Regions from separate parts of the Homo sapiens genome. Here region 1 is linked to region 2. A link is a contact called in ENCODE Hi-C or POLR2A ChIA-PET data. All regions are on one chromosome and are shown on one strand. The core of a region is the stretch at or near the end of the contact, and the rest is flanking DNA. Distances in the headings are between cores, read along the strand shown.

Region 1 (2,700 bases), core at 148-2,647, 520 kb after region 2:
TGATGTCTTTTTTTCTGACACCAAATGTGTGGGTTTTTCTGACATCAAATACCTTATTTTTGCATATCGATTCTCTAATTCTCTGACATCAATTGGATGTCCTACAATTTAACTCAGTTTTGACACAAACTACCTGATCATCATGAGACTTCACAGGTGTAAGGGCTCAGTTCCACACCAGCTGCAAATGGAGTGCCCAGGTGTATTAGTCCATCCTCATACTTCTATGAAGAAATACCTGAGACTGAGTAATTTATAAAGAAAAAGAGGTTTCATGGACTCACAGATCCACATGGCTGGTGAGGCCTCACAATCATAGTGGAAGGCAAAGGGGGAGCAAAGGCTTGTCTTACATGGCAGTAGGCAAGAGAGTGTGTGCAGGGGAACTATCCTTTATAAAACCATCAGATCTCATCAGACTTACTCACTATCATGAGAACAGCACAGAAAAAAAACCCACCCCCATGATTCGATTACCTGCCACCAGGTCCCTCCCATGGCACATGAGAATTGTAGGAGCTACAATTCAAGATGAGATTTGGTTGGGGACACAGCAAAACCATATCACCAAGCTACCCACATTTCTTCCCAGCAACTACAAAATGTGGGAGTACCCACAACTCCCCAATTCAGGTTTAGTAACTCACTAAAATGACTCTCAAAGCACTTTATGTTTATCAGTTTATTATAAAGGATACAACTCAAATGAAAGAAATGCATATGGCCAAGCATCAGGGAAGGAGTGTGTAGCTTCTGTAGCCTCTCTGGGCTCACTACCCTCCTGGCATATATCAGTGTCTTCACCAAACTGAAAATTTCCTGAACCTTGTTGTTTAGGGATTTTTATATAGGTTTCATTAGGTAAAACCTCTGGGTTTGATTAATTAAATCATTAGCCCTTGGTGTTTGAGCTCAATCTCTGGCCCCTCTCCAGTTCTTGGAAGTCAGAGAGGGTGGGGATGAAAGTTCCAACCCACTAATCAAGTCTTAGTCTTTCTGGTGACCAGTCCCCATCCTGAAGCTACCTGAGTGACCTCATTAGCATAAACTCAGATGTGGTTAAAAATAGTCTGTTCTGAATAACAAAACATACCCCTATCACTCAGGAAATTCCAAGGGTTTTAGAAGCTGTGTGTCAGCAACCTGAGAAAAAGACTAAATATATTTTTTATTATGTCATAGTTGCCATGCAGAAAGCATGGGTTAAACTGTCCCATCTATTAAAAGGAATCACAGATTTCAATTTTCATGTGAAATCTCCCAAGTTTCAAATGTTGACAACCATTTCAAAATTTCCAAAATCTCTTTGCAGTCCAAATAAAACATACCTGTAGACTGGGTTTGGCCCATGGTTTCTAGTCTCTCATACCTGACACAGAACTTCGGAACAGGAGTTTTCAACCCTGGCTGCACACTGAAATCACCTGGGTAGCTTTGAAATCTTTGTGCCTGGGCCTCATGCCAAAACAATTAAGTCAGAATCTCCTGGGCTGGGCCCCAGAGATTGGTATTTTTAAAAGTAGTTTTCTGATAATTTTAATGTACAGTGATTTTAAAAGCTTCTTATTTTGCAATAAGTTTACCTTCACATAGAAGCCATAATGATAATATAGATTTTCTATATATTGCACACCCAGTTTCCCCCATTAACAACACCTTAAATTACCATGGCACATTTGTCAAAATTAAGAAACTGACATTGGTATATTACTATTAACTAAACTCCAGACTCTATTTGGATTTTGCCAACTTTTTTATTAACATTTTCTTTCTGTTCCAGGATCCAATCCAGTTACTATATTGTGTTTAGCTGTCCTGTCTCATCAGCCTGCTCTGATCTGCGATAATTTCTTAGACTTTGTTTGTTGGAGTAGTACTGGCCAGGTATTCTGAATGTCTCTAGATCTGAGTTTGTCAGCTGTTTTTCTCATGATAAGACCCCTAGTTTTCATGGGTTTTGGGAGAGAATACCACAGAGGTGAAACACCCTTGACATCTCATATCAGGTTATATTCCATTTTTGAAAACAACTTCTTGAAGTAATAGTGGCTGGGTAGAGTGGAGCTAGCAGGACCCATCCTACTCTTGAACAGATTGAAGTACATCAGTCAGTAGAGAAAATCAGGAGGGATGACATGAGGCCAGCAATGGAGCTGCATCTCTTGCAAATAAATAGTCTCAATTCAAAGTCATGAGACAACAGTTCTATTCCAGGCTCATCCACTAACTAGTTTTTAGGGAAGCCAATCACAGTCTTCTAGTGTTACTTTCTTCATCTGTACAATATAGAAGTTGATATCTGAGTCTTGAAATTATGTGACTCTCAAACTCTGGAATGTGTTTTCATTAGTCAAATATTGTCATCCACAGTTTCATTTCCTAAGAGGAATGTGTTGTAATGCTGAGCAAGATACCCTCAAAATTTCTGGTTTCTACAAAAGGGCATGTAAGGGAGGCCTCTCTGCTTCACTGTTTGGTACTTAAGACACTTGTATCCTAAGAATGTCAGGTGCCTGGCAGGAAGAAAACAAATTGCAAAAACTGAGAAGAAAATTCATCGCATTCATTCATCTTTGTTTCTGGAACTCACTATTTTATTCCTTCCGTTACAATGGATTAAGAAGGAAATGACATAATTTGTTTTTGAAATGTCAGAAGCAGTGCAGAGTTTAGTACTTTAAAAAATAGTTTAATGTTGAC
Region 2 (2,700 bases), core at 96-2,595:
TCTAGCCCAAGAATAGGCTATAGTGTGTACCTTTGCTGGGTGGCTAAAACTTCTGAATTCATCTTCCACCTTTGTTTGGGACAGAGACTTATAATCTCCATGTGGTTTCCTGCAAATAGGACACAGAGATCACTTTCATTTGCCCTAAATCACTGACAAATCCAGACCTTAGCTTCCCTGTTCATTTTTCTGTACCTGGCTACTGGCTGCTTTGTGTATCAATGGCATAAAAAGTCAAGACGTATTCATTCCCAGTATCAGGCTCAACCAGGATCACCATTAGCATATGTGACACCATTGCAAGAATTGGAAAATGCCACCCTCCTTGATAAAATAGCTTGCATGGAGAATTCTTGGCAAGCAAACTACAAAAAGATGTCTAGAGCCACTGCATAGCACACCTCTAGGGAATACCATTCTCATAGTGGTCTTTGTAAAGGACAGCTTCTGGAGTTATGTCAGGCAGAACCTGTTTATCTTTATGGTGTTGCCTTCAAGGGGCCTCTTCCTCCAAGAGATCACTGCTCTATGACGGAGCACATGGCTTTGTGAGCAGAGCGTGGCCTGGGTTTTAGCACAGCTTGCCCATTGTGCAGTGAATGATTCACACAGATATAAATGTCAGTCTTGGGTCAACTTGCTCTTTCATGGCTAAGAAGATTTTCTGTTTAATTTATATCCTTGTGCTTCTTTACCTATAAAGTACTGTTCTTGTACCACTATGGTCATTGGACTGAGATGAAGACTGTAACTCAGAACTTTCCTGATGTCAAAGTTAGACTTCAAGGGCATAACAATTTGAATACATACTCCAAAGGCTACATATGTGCAGATTTTTCATAGCACATGAATATCAAATATGAAATCTGAAATCAAATATCAAATCTAATGATCCAATCAGCAGTCATTATTTTGGGAAATGGCTTTATCTAAATTCCATTTGTGAAGAGCAGTTTTCTTTTGTGTAATTGATTTTCCATCTGTGCATGTTCTTTGCTAGGTAAGTTGTATTGTTGAACTTTCAAGGATAATCACTTTATTTTTGGTCATGAGAACCCATGACAGAGGCTCACTTTGGCCAGCCTTCCAAGAATGAACACTGTACTTGCTTGCTACTATTGCCAAACAAATTGTCACAAACTTAACACCTTAAAAGAACACAGATTGATCTCATACAGTTATGTAGGTCAGAAGTTTGGTAATGTTCTCACCAGGCTACACTCAAAGTATAGGCAACACTATGTTTCTTTCAGAGGTTCCATTTCCTGCTCATTTGAGTTGTTGGCAGAATTCAGTTCCTTGCAGTTACAGGACTGAAGTCCCTATTTTCTTGTTAGCTGTCAGCTGAGAATTGTTCTAGCTTCTGTAGGCCTCCACATTCCTTAGCTCATGCCTCCCTTCCTCTTTTCTCAAATTACATTTCACTGACTCACTCATCTTCCTTCCTCCTTTACTTTTAAGGATTTATGTAATTAGATTGGGCCTGCCTGGATAATCTAGTATAATTTCCCCATATCAAGGTCCTTAATCTTAAATAACATCAGCAAAATCCCCTTTGTCATATAATATAACATATTCACAGATTCCTAGAATTAGGATCTAAACATGTTTGGGGGGGAATTATTTTTGTTTATCACAGCTTTCAGACATTCTGCCTTAATTGCATTCTTAGATCGATTTATTTAGTCAACATTTAATAAATCTTCAGTTAACAACAAAGAATATAGAGATGAATAAAATATGACCCTACTTCTAGGTGTTTATCACTACAGAAACCAGACTGATGTTTACATATGCACACTGAACTTCCTATAATGTCAATTTACCTGGCTACCTCCTTAAAAATAAAGACAATGGCTTCAATCACTGAGTTCCCAATGTCAAGCTGTGTGAAATAAAATAACAAGTATTCAGCAAGTATTGCTGAATTCATTAATTCTCAAAGTCAGATGGGAGAATTCCCTTGCTTCCTTCACGGGATTTGCAACAAGGGTGTGGCTCACTTAGCTGCCATGCTCAAACCCCCTGAAGGAGGGGCAGCATGCAGGTCAGCAGGTGCTGGGGCCGGGGCAAGCGGTTTTGGGCTCTGGTCCCATGGCAGCGTCTAGGGGTGTGTTAAAATTAATGCTCTTTTAGCAATTGCCATCTGCAGATGACTAAGTGTTAACCAGCTCAGTGGAGAGTCAGGGTGACAGCCTTTTATACCCTCTTGGTACCCAGGTTTTTCTCCAGCATCCAGGAAGAATCATGTCATGGATTTGAAGGGTGCAGAGATTTTATTGAGTGATGGAGGTGGCTCTCAGTGGGATGGGGAGCTGGAAAGGGGATGGAGTGGGAATAGAATCTTCTGCTGGAGTTTGGCTGTCCCCAGCTGAACTCCTCTCCCACCGTCCCCAGCCGAACCCCTCTCGACGTTCAGATGCTTCTTCTCTTCTTTCCTTTTCTGCTGTACTGCTCTGCTCTTCTGCCAGTGGAGTTTGGGGTTTTGATGGGTATAAAATGGGGGGGTGTGGTGGGCCAGGGTGGTTTTAGACAAAGCAACATTTCAGTGAGAAAACAGGAGTAACTTGTTCTCATTTAGGGCTGTTGTTTTCAGGCTTGAAGGTGGGGCCTTTGCCCAGGAACTGCCCTCTTCTACCCAGTATTTTCCTGCCTCCTGTCCGTATCAGAAGTATTTTTAAAGCATCTATTAATGCCAAT

The links. A loop is a pair of places that touch in the nucleus more often than their neighbours do. ChIA-PET counts read pairs that join two places held with the same protein, here RNA polymerase II (POLR2A). Pooled maps may share reads with other maps.
Region 1: a map of endothelial cell of umbilical vein shows a loop between it and region 2 (9-fold over the local background). The contact joins two enhancer-like sites. A Hi-C loop is called at or near these places in 1 of 168 maps with a recorded cell type or tissue (endothelial cell of umbilical vein) and 3 of 50 pooled maps. POLR2A ChIA-PET finds 5 or more read pairs at or near these places in 1 of 52 experiments (WTC11).

The regions. Positions count from the first base shown.
Region 1 is chr3:29,756,119-29,758,818 of GRCh38, forward strand. The region is part of intron 5 of RBMS3 (RNA binding motif single stranded interacting protein 3); the gene reads left to right. Among named protein-coding and RNA genes, the nearest start is that of RBMS3-AS2, 110 kb to the left of the region's middle. Within about 2 kb of position 1,398, at least 7 of the 41 ENCODE cell types and tissues checked have a DNase peak (open chromatin) inside an H3K27ac peak, as active enhancers do; they include endothelial cell of umbilical vein, where a contact is called at or near this core.
Region 2 is chr3:29,239,011-29,241,710 of GRCh38, forward strand. No RefSeq gene overlaps it. Among named protein-coding and RNA genes, the nearest start is that of RBMS3-AS3, 41 kb to the right of the region's middle. Within about 2 kb of position 1,346, at least 2 of the 41 ENCODE cell types and tissues checked have a DNase peak (open chromatin) inside an H3K27ac peak, as active enhancers do; they include endothelial cell of umbilical vein, where a contact is called at or near this core.